Linked DNA regions of Homo sapiens: region 1 is linked to region 2. Evidence: chromatin contacts called from ENCODE Hi-C or POLR2A ChIA-PET data. All regions are on one chromosome and are shown on one strand. The core of a region is the stretch at or near the end of the contact, and the rest is flanking DNA. Distances in the headings are between cores, read along the strand shown.

The links. Hi-C counts contacts between places; a loop is a spot of excess contacts on that map. ChIA-PET counts read pairs that join two places held with the same protein, here RNA polymerase II (POLR2A). Pooled maps may share reads with other maps.
Region 1: a pooled map shows a loop between it and region 2 (2.2-fold over the local background). The contact joins two enhancer-like sites. A Hi-C loop is called at or near these places in 6 of 50 pooled maps. POLR2A ChIA-PET finds 5 or more read pairs at or near these places in 3 of 52 experiments (CD4-positive, alpha-beta T cell, activated T-cell and activated naive CD4-positive, alpha-beta T cell).

What each region holds. Positions count from the first base shown.
Region 1 is chr9:114,651,171-114,656,587 of GRCh38, forward strand. It overlaps TEX53 (testis expressed 53), which reads right to left. Exons shown (of 2, transcript NM_001354645.2): 2 at 5,134-5,417. The coding sequence ends at 5,359. Among named protein-coding and RNA genes, the nearest start is that of TEX53, 3.9 kb to the right of the region's middle. RefSeq lists enhancers at 2,170-2,676, 2,504-2,553, 2,564-2,643. Within about 2 kb of position 1,881, at least 3 of the 41 ENCODE cell types and tissues checked have a DNase peak (open chromatin) inside an H3K27ac peak, as active enhancers do.
Region 2 is chr9:114,364,870-114,370,421 of GRCh38, forward strand. AKNA (AT-hook transcription factor) reads right to left here. Exons shown (of 22, transcript NM_001317950.2): 5 at 3,570-3,726; 6 at 2,674-2,828. Among named protein-coding and RNA genes, the nearest start is that of AKNA, 20 kb to the right of the region's middle. RefSeq lists enhancers at 1,986-2,045, 2,066-2,155, 2,263-3,211, 2,683-2,982, 4,205-4,909. Within about 2 kb of position 2,087, at least 12 of the 41 ENCODE cell types and tissues checked have a DNase peak (open chromatin) inside an H3K27ac peak, as active enhancers do.

The DNA of each region.
Region 1 (5,417 bases), core at 631-3,130, 290 kb after region 2:
AGTTTCCAGTTCTCAAATGAAATTACCAATCTTGTCATCTATTCTCCTCAATATTTAATTGTACTGCTTTTAAAGTTTATGTCTGCAAACTCTAATATCTGGTTCTTTTTTTTTTCCTTTTGCTTTTCAGTCAGTTGGTCTTATTTTTTGATATTCATGGTAATTTTTCATTAAATGCTAGACATTTTGAAAAATGAAAATTTTGAAAAATTGAAGAGATATACAAGGCTCTGGATCTTCCCTCAGGCAGGATTTACTTTTGCTTCTGGGAAAAGTAGGCTTGAGATAAACTTGACCCTGGGCTTTGTGAGAGCTAGTCTAGGTGTGATTAAACCTTACTCTCAGGTTGTAGCCCTACAGGGGTTTTAGCTGAAAACGTGTGTGTGTGTGTTTATAAAACCAGGACTCCTCTTTCATGGTGAGTCCTAAACCTCCAATTTTTGTTACCCCAAGCTGTGAGACATTTTTTTTTTTTTTTTTTTTTTTTGAGACAGAGACTCGCTCTGTCTCCCAGGCTGGAGTGCAGTGGCATGATCTTGGCTCACTGCAAGCTCCGCCTCCCAGGTCCACGCCATTCTCCTGCCTCAGCCTCCCCAGTAGCTGGGACTACAGGCGCCCACCACCACACGCGGCTAATTTTTTGTATTTTTAGTAGAGACGGGGTTTCACTGTGTTAGCCAGGATGGTCTTGATCTCCTGACCTTGTGATCCACCTGTCTCGGCCTCCCAAAGTGCTGGGATTACAGGCGTGAGCCCCCACGCCTGGCCGCTGTGAGACTTCTGAAAGCTCTACTCAACTTTTCAGCTACTTGGACTCTGCTTAGGACTCGGCAGGTGCCTCAAGGGGATAAGAAGGCTTCGGTGCTCATCTCCTCTCTCTACTTTTCTCTTCAGCATCTTGGCCCCTCGTGTCCTGACTATGTTGATATCTCTCTGATGCATTCAAACACATTTAAGAAAAAAGAACAATTGCTTTTAAACTGCTGTCAGCAGGAGGGTTGGTCTGATACAAGCTAGTTTACCATGATCAGAAGTAAATCCAGCTGTGGTTTCCATGATTATTTTTATTGTTACTATTTGAAAATCCTTCAAAGAAAGATGTCACCCTGTGGCTGAGAGCCCTTTAAAAAAGTCACAGGATGGAGGCTTCTTTGCATCCCTTCTGTGAAGGAGTTTCTAAATTATCAAAGCAGGAAGTGACATTTAAGGAGCATCTTTTTTGTGTAAAGCACCTGCTACAGTTGTTGCAGAAAGCAGTCCAAGAAATAAGGAATATGGGGTTTGCTGGGGAAGGAAAGTGGGACCTTCGCATGAGAGGAGGTGAGGAATGCATAGGACAAGGGGAATCTGGGTAAGAGGGTGGGTCCAGGGGATACAGTATGAGAATGGGCAGTGGAAGAGGACTCTGGACATGAGGTCCGGGAAAGTGAACTGTATCTTCACCCAACAGATGCCAGTGGGGTCTCATCCCATGGGGAAGAGGTGCCACGATGCAGTGAGCTGACAACTCCACACACATGTTGTAGGCCTCTCTGCTTCCTTCCAGCTATAGTTCTTTTACCTTTTCCTGCTAAATATTGCCAACCTTCTTAATATGGTCATCTGGATGTCCCATAGGCCCCTCCAGCTTGGAATAGCCCAAAATTAAGTGATCTGCTGTTGTTGTCAACTTGGCCTCAATACCACAAGGACCTCATTCCCTAGAATCTTCTTTCCTGTATGGTTCTGAGTTAGAATTGGCCAGCTTTGCCTGAGAAATATGACTCAAGGTCCTCTTATTCATCCTGACTGCTGCTGCCCTACTTTAGGCCTGTATCACTGTCTGTCCTGATTGCCTAGGCAGTCGCTTAATTTGTTTTGTTTTGTTTTGGTAGAGATCGGGTCTTGCTGTGTTGCCCAGGCTGATCTCAAACTCCTGGCCTCAAGTGATACTCCTGCCTCTGCCTCCTGTATTTCTGGGGCCACAGACATAAGCCCAGCCTCTTAATTTGATTTCTGCATTAGTCATGATCCACTTGGGAGACAGAAACCACATAACAATTTGAATATGAGAAGATTAATATAAGTACTAACTAGAACAGGGGATTGGAGTAATGAAGGAGTGGTAAGAAGTCAGGAGAGCTTTAAAGAATATAGGAATAATGGACATAAGGAGCAGCCAGCACCCCTAGAACTAAGAAAGAACACCCCCAGGCTCTATCCCCAGCTGAGATCCAGATGTTGCTGGGAAGGGCATGGCTGTGCCTCACAATGGCAGAGAAGTCTGGGAGAATGTTCTAGAAGTCTGCCCTTGGGTGCCAGGGAAAGCTGTCATGGAACAGTGTCTGATTAGAGGCACACCTATTTGTGGGGGCACTAGGAGAAGCTGCTAGTTGCCAAGTGCTACTGACCACCATCCTCTGCAGGATTCCTGTTCTGGAAAAGTTGCCTGCACTGCGGGAGGGTGATGTTGGAGAAGCTGTGAGCTCTGTGCTGTTAAGATGAGCCCAGCACAACCAGAAAGGAAGGCCTCTTCCTCCTCCAATGTCTCTAGCTCCCCCTCCTGACAGAGCCTAGCATTGCACCAACTACCAAAAGAAAAATATTTAAAGGGCCAGCTCCATTTTTGAAGAGCAGGCGATGAACAGTAAATTTGGGGTCCAGAGTAATAACTGAATGTCATTCTACCATTATCGAGGGGCCGCATAACCAAGTTGTTAAGAGTGTGGACTCTGCAGTTGGGTTTCTTGAGTTAAAGTCTTAGCTCTGGCACTTAATGTGAGTTAGTGTAAACCTTAAAAGATTTATTTAACCTGTGTCTCACTTCCCTAATCTGTAAAATCAGGTAGTAACAGTTCTAACCTTGTTGGGTTATTGTGCTGATTGGGTTGATATTTATGAAGCACTTGGAAGAGGATCTGGCACAGAGTAAGCAAGGAACCAGGCTGTCTATTGTGATTACTATTACACTCAAATCGTGGTGGCATGCGCCTGTAGTCCTAGCTACTTGGGAGGCTGAGGCAGGAGAATCGCTTGAACCCGAGAGGTGGAGGTTGCAGTGAGCTGAGATCGCACCACTGCACTCCAGCCTGGATGACAGAGCGAGACTCCGTCTCAAAAAACAAAACAAAACAAAACAAAATCCATCCTTCACATTATAGCCAGGATGGGCTTTTCATTGAAGGTATGAATTTTACTCCACATTGCCATGGCATAGACATCATATTCCTTTATTCTTCTCTTTTCTGAGGTGGGGAAGGCATAAGGAGTGCTAATTAATAAATTGTCTTCTGGCCGGGTGTAGTGGCTCACGCCTGTAATCCCAGGACTTTGGGAGGTTGAGATGGGCGGATCACCTGAGGTCAGGAGTTTAAGACCAGCCTGAACAAAATGGCAAAACCCCGTCTCTACTAAAAATACAAAAATTAGGCCGGGCGCGGTAGCTCACGCCTGTAATCCCAGCGTTTTGGGAGGCTGAGGCGGGCGGATCACCTGAGGTCAGGAGTTGGAGACCAGCCTGATCAACATGGAGAAACCCTGTCTCTACTAAAAATACAAAATTAGCCAGGCATGGTGGAGGGTGCCTGTAATCCCAGCTACTCAGGAGGCTGAGGCAGGAGAATCGCTTGAACCCGGGAGGCAGAGGTTGCTGTGAGCCGAAAGTGTGCCATTGCACTCCAGCCTGGGCAACGAAAGAGAAACTCCGTCTCAAAAAAAAAATTAAAAAAAAAAATTAGCTGGGTGTGGTGGCACTTTCCTGTAGCTACTTGGGAGGCTGAGGCAGGAGAATCCTTGAACCTGGGAGGTGGAGGTTGCAGCCAGCCAAGATCATGCCACTGCCCTCCAGGCTGGGTGACAGAGCAAGACTCCGTCTCAGACAAACAGACAAACAAACAAAAAAAGTGTTGTCTTCCAACTCGCCTTGTTTGTTATGGTCTGAATGTTAATGTTCCCCCAAATTCATGTGTTGAAATCTTAACTCCCAAGGTGATGGTATAAGAATTGTGGTCTTTGGGAGGTTTAGGAGGATTAGGTCATGAGAGCAGAGCCCTCACGATTGAGATTAGTGCCCTTATGAAAGAGCCTGAGAGAGACCCCTTGCCCCTTCTGCTATGTGAGAACACAGCAAGAAGCGCCCTCTATGAGGAACAGGCCCTCACCAGACACTGATGCTGCTGGAGTTTTGATCTTGGACTTCCCAGCCTCCAAAACTGTGAGAAATAAACTTCTGTTGTTTGTAAGTCACCCGGTTATGGTATCTTATTTTAGTAGTCTGAACAGACTAAGGCACTGTTCATAGTACAAAAGTTGGAAATCAGGCTGTGTCACTTTGTTGCTTAAAACTCACCTGTGGCTTCCCATTATTTTCAAGATAGAGTTCAGCTCCTTTTCCCTGGATACAAAGCTCTTGATGCTCTGCCCACTTCACCTCCCACCAAACCCTGGCTCAGGTTTTCACTTGAGTCATTCTAGACTTGGTACTTTGCTACCCTCATGCCCTCCCAGGTCGTGCCCCTATTTTCCAACTTTGCTGATTGTATTCCCTCCTTCTGGAATATCATCCCTTCTCCTTTTAGCTAACTTCCCTTCAAGCACCATCGCCTCCAGGAAGCCTTCCATTAATCCCCGAGTCAGTTGCAAAATGCTCCTTTGTCATTTTGCTTTCCAAGTTTTTGCCCTATTATGTCAGAGTGATACACTTCCATGCCTGGCTCCCTGGCTAATGTGGAAACCATGTGGGGTCTTCTGCATATTACTCACAGTTGCATACTCCGTGTTTCAGCACAAGCGGTGCTGCGTATCAGCACTGGCTACGCATTGCATAACTCTAGGGCTGCTGTTTGTAGAGTTTTTCACAACATGCCCTGCTGTTCCCTATGGCCCTGAGCGTCAAATGGAGTCGCACAGTAGGCAAGCAGAATTGTGCCCTGAAGCTCTGGACGTTTATGACAGTGGCCTGTTATACAAACTGGCCTCTCCTAATATAGCACTTCCCTGTTAGGTTGGTTAGGAGTGACTGAAACAAATGTGTTAATGCGTTAAAATGACAAAACCACATTTCTTTCCAAGAGGTGCCAGGGTCTAATTGCTCCATGTTTTTGGGAATCTCAGAGGTAGGGCTGGCAAAGGGGGAAGGAGGAGAGACACTTCCTCTGATGTGACCAAGGACTTTAATTGGAGGCGGCTCCCCCCCACGGTGGCTTTTTCAGAAGCTGGAGTGACTCTTGGTGGTGGCACAGGGATGGCTCAGACGTCTTCTCCTCCTGCAGGGGAGTTTCTGAATCAGTCTTCATGACTCTTGTCCACTGCCCTCTTCCTCATGGAAGCCCAGCAGCTGTGCAGCCGCAGGGACCACGTGGGTGCCGCCGGCTAGAATGCTCATGGCCTCCTAAGGATGCACGCCTTGAGCATCATGCGGTTGTCATAGGGGAGGCGTG
Region 2 (5,552 bases), core at 837-3,336:
GACTAATGAGTCAGGATATTTACTGCAGCATGAACAGTAGGGAGGGGACAAGAAATTGCCTAAATGCCTGTCGGTGGAATAGTATTCAGCCATCAACAAGAGGAAGGCACACGTGTATGTTCTGAGCTATTAATGCCTCCAAGACCTATTTTTCAGTGTCAAATCAAGGTACAGGGCAATGTTTACGGTATGCTACCATCTGTATAGAATATGTGGAGAGTAAAAAGGAAAACGATAAATACATTGCTTATATACGATATACTATCTCTAGAGGAATTCAAGAAACTAAAATATGAATTGCTTCTGGGAAGGAGAACTGGGTGGCTGGAAGACAGGAATGAGAAGTAGATTTTTCTACTACATGTCCTTTGCATCCTTTGAAATCTGAACAATGTGAATTCGTTGCCTACCCAAAAATAAATATTCAAATTTAAGACTTCAAAAAGTCAAGGTACAGTAGCTTATGCAGCCATTTCTATAAATGCAAGTGTGTGCATTGAACATTTTTGCATGGGTTGGAGGAAAGATTTAGTTTTTGCTCAATATGCCCTCTGTACTGTGCAAAGGTCCTTATCATGGGCATCTATTACCTGCTCAAAAAAGTTTAATTACAAAAAAAGGCAAGGGATGATGTAAGGTTCGGTTTTAAGAAAGCTCTAGATCAGTGTGAAATATAGAAATGTATATTATATAATCATATTACATAATTTTATAATATATAAAATAGAACTATAATGTGAGCTACACCATCTATAATTTTCTCATAGCCACATTGAGAATGTAAAAAGAAACAGGTAAAATTAATTTTTATATTTTATTTAGCCCCAAATATCATTTCAACATGTAATCAATACTAAAAAAATAGGGAGACACTTTATATTTCTAAGTCTCTGAAATCTGGCATGTGTTTCATACCCACAGCACGTCTCAATTCAGAGCAGCCCATGTCAAGTACTCAACAGTCACATGTGGCCAGCAGCTTCTGAATTGGACCGTGCAGCACTAGACATGAGGGGTCAGCTAAGGCCCCAGCTCCTGCTCAGTGTGATGATTTGACATTGCTTTATTTTGTGGACAACATATAGGACGAAGAAGAAATGTGTCTCCGGCTACGGAACCAAGAATGGTGGTGGCAAAAGGAAACGAAGCCTGTAATCCCAGCACTTTGGGAGGCCGAGGCAGGCATATCACCTGAGGTCAGGAGCTCAAGACCAGCCTGGCCAACATGGTGAAACCCCATCTCTACTAAAAATACAAAAATTAGCCAGGCATGGTGGCGCGTGCCTGTAATCTCAGCTTCTAGGGAGGCTTGAGGCAGGAGAATTGCTTGAACCCGGGAAGCGGAGGTTGCAGTGAGCCAAGACTGCACCACTGCACTCCAGCCTGGGCAACAGAGTGAGACTCTGTCTCAAAAAAAAAAAAAAAGAAGAAAAGAAATGAAGTACTTGTATGTGCTACTCCAACAAGGATTAACTTTGAAAACATCATGGTAAGTGACAGATGTCAGACACAGGACAAATATTGCGTGAATCTATTGCTATGAGACATCCACAATAGGCAAGCCTATAAAGACAGGAAGCAGAAGAGCAGCCGACGGAGGCTGGGGAAAGAGGGGATGGGGAGTGACTGCCTAATACAGATGAGGTTTCTTAGTGCGTGATGAAAATGTTCTAAAACTGACTGTGGTGATAGTGGCAGAACTGCAAATATACTAAAAACCGCTGAAGCAAGCAAACACTTTAAATGAGTCAACCGCATGGTATGTGAATTATATTTCAGTAAAGCAAGGGAAAGAAGGAGAGATGGGAGGGGAGGGAAGAGGAGAGGAGGGGAGGGGAGGAGAGAAGAGAAGAGGAGAGGGGAAGGGAGAGGAGAGGAGAGGAGGGAAGGGAAGGGAAGAATAAAATGGTGGTGCTTCTGAAAGAATTTGTTTTATGGGCATGGTAGTGCATGTAACTATTGCATTTCTCTTTTGGCATTGGCAACTAGGAAGCTCAAAGCTAAATGTGTGACTCTAATGTGCTTAGGGTCCAACAGAACATTTTATTTACTCACTCCACGTATTTTATTTTTTTCTACCCTTACTTCCTCTCTGCCCCAGTTTTCTCACTTCTGTTTTCAGAATGTGGCTAAAACGTATGTATTTTCATAAGGTGCTTTAAACCACTTCTGGAATAAAGCCAATGTACAGTTATAAACAGACCTGCAAACAATTCACGGTTACTTGGACTGTTTCATGAAGATACGAAGACCCTTGAGAAGTAACTAGGAATTGATTTATTTAATAAAATGAACTAAGAAAGTGAGGCAACTTATCCTGAAGAGGAAAAGGTAGAGTGGAGATTCTGTTACCCTTCCAGAATCCTGAAAGAGCTCAGAGTTTCCCGGGAGCCAGCCTAGAGACACTTCCAAGCACAAGTGGAGGGATTTGGATGAGATGCATTGCCAAAAAGGGGGGTGAGACCTAGCACTGGTGACAAGGAGGAGGCTGGAGCTGTGTGGCCTCTAAAACCAGGGAGGGGCTCATGTTTTGGGGATGGCTGAGTTAACTCGGTGCAGAGGCAGGGGAATGACAAGTGAGACTCCCAGAGTGCCTCTCACCCAAGCAGGCAGAGGTTCTGTGTTCTCCAGGTGAGTTAAGTCTCTCGGGGGCAAAGCTGGGAGTCCACTCACCTTGGCCAGGAACTGGCTGGCCTGAGAAGCCAGTGCCTGGGTCTGCTCTGCTGAGGACTGGTCCTCAGAGATGTCCCGGTTCTCCGGAAGCCACCCCAGGGTGGGCATGCTGGTAAGCGAGGAGGGGCTCAAGTCTCCTCGAGCTGATGGCCACCCTGGAATACACAACTGCTGAAAGCTGGGGCCAAGAACAGTCCTTCCAGGAGCTGAAGGACTGAGGCTGAACGTCAAAGCCACCACCTCCATCATCAAGTTATAGCTCAGTCACCATGTGCGATCTTCACATCAGCCCCAGGAAGTGGGCTGGGTAGAACATTGTCCCCCATTTACAAGGGAGAACAAGGTCCAGATCTGCCCCAGGCCACATGGTTGGCTGGAGCAGAGCTACGCTAGGCCTCTGGGTTCCCAGTCAACAGCGTGGGCTCTCACACAGGGAGACGTGAGTTCCAATCCAGACACTTCCCCTCCATAGCTGTATGAACTTCAGCGTGTCCTCACCTCTCCAATTGGTCCCCTTGGCTGTCATGGGTGTGACAACAGTGCACACCTCAGCGGGTTATTGTGGGGATTAAGTGAGGTCACATGTGTCAAGGCTTAGCACAGGGCCTGGCTGAGATATGGGCTCCCCAGGGACAATGCTCTATGTTTTCAACTCACCCAGGGTCACCAAGATGCCAAGTGGCAGGGCCAGGGCTGCCCCCAGGCTGCTGTGGATCAAAGCAGGACACTTTCCACATCTCTGACCCTTTTGAGTCAAAGTGCCCAGGGTGGGGCCTTGCCTCCCTCCTTCCCCTGGCCTGAGGCCAGCGCCATCCCCAGGGTGAACCAAGTCAGTCCCACAGAGCAGAATCCCAGGCAGAAGGAGCCTCCAGCTGCAGCTCTTCTCCCGGACTCACCTGAGGCCGCAGAGGCCTGGGGGTCCTCGGCCGGGCCCGGCCACCACTCTGCAGAGCGGGGCTGTGGGATGGTGAAGGACAAGACCTTGGTCCCCTGGGGCACCATTCCCGTGTGGATGCTGTGGTTGGGCTGGGGTGGGTCAGAGAACAGGTTCACCTGTGGAAGCAGGGAGGCACAGCACAGCCAAGTCAGGGTAGGGGCAAACCCACCTGAAACGCCTCATCTTCATTCAGGAGCTCAACACACATGCCCTGTAGTAATAAATACCATCTTTCAGTGCAGCCCTTGGCTAGGCCAAACACAGGTGAAGAACTGCATGCCTTTTCATTTACTCTTAATGGCAGTCCTGAAAGGAAGACAGGGTGGGGACCCCAACAGCCCATTATATAGAAGAAAAAACTGAGACACAGAGAGGTTATTAAGTCAGTTACTCAAAATCCCCAGCTGATAAGTCCTTGGATGAGGATCACAACACTGCTCTATCTGACCCCAACACCTATGGTTCTCCTATTAACAGTAATTTTTTATTAATAATGTGTGTTATAATTATATCATAATTAATATACCATATAACATATAATTATTTCTTAACAAATATAAGCATTTCTAATAATTATTATACTGATAATAATAGCAACTAATAGCTATTCGAATGAATGAGTGAACCAGCAAGTAAACAAACTAATCTGCCATTGGTAGCGGATCTCTATCATTTGAGGATGGATTTAACATGGCAGCCAGCCCAGTTGGTGAGGGAGCAGTCTGGAGTCAGGCAGGTGACCAAGGAAGGCCTCTTGAAGCTGGAAAGCAGAGGGAAACCACAGGCTGTTCAACAGCTTAAAGCAGAGTTGAGAGAACTATGTTCTGTTTTTGTAAAGAAGGTTTTATTGAACACAGCCATGCCTGTTTGTTTATGTGTTGTCTATGGCTGCTTTCACACTCTGGTGGCAGAGTTGAGTAGTTGTGACAGAGACTATATGCTCCACAAAGCCAAACATTGTCACAATCTGGCCCTTTACAGAGAAAGTTTGCCAACTCTGGCTTAGCATGTGGGCTCTGCAGCTAGAGCCCAGGTTCCTGTCTAGGCTCTACCACAGCACACCTCTGAGTCCTAGTTGGTTTAATAACCTCTCTGCGCACAAAATAAGTGCTCAATAAATAGTGGCCACCACCCTGACATTCATCACCATTATCTTCACCACCACCGTCATCACCACTACCATCATTAGCATCACCATCAGCATCACCATCAGCATCATCACCATCAGCATCATCACCACCACTGTCATTACCACCACCATCATCACCGTCAGCACCATAACAATCACTATTACCATCACCATCATTCACCATCATTACCATCACCATCACTATCACCATTATCACCAACACCATCACTATTACCACCACCATCATCACCATTTTTACCATTACCGTCATCATCATAACCATCACCGTCATCATCGTAACCATCACCATTATCACCATCACCGTTATCGTCATCACCATCATTATCTGCACAGCCACCATGGAGACAGGCCCGTGGAAAAGCAACACCCCTTAGTGGGATTTGCTCATCATGATGTTGGGGGGTTATCTTAACTGCCCCCACTGCACCAAGGTCAGGAATGAGCAGTTTAGGGTGGGCCTGGTGGAAGGGGCTCCCTGGCCCCCAGGCAAGCAGGCTCTCTTGCTTAAGCTGTATAGGTCCCGGCTGTAGCCGAAAAATCAACTCCAAGTGTGGCATGGTCCCCGCCGCCTCCCCCTCTTTCAGGCCCAGCCTCCCCAGATGAGAACAAAGCTGGATTTTAATAATCCCCTCAGCCATCTGCTCAGACTCCCCTGTGGGGGCCTTTCCTATCAGCACCCCTCTCCTGAGGTGACCCAAATCCCAGGGGAGGCCCAGCCCTCTGACATGTTTCCCTCCCCAGACCCCTCTCTCAGCCTCAGGCCCCACCTAGGGAGTGACAGGGAATGGGGAT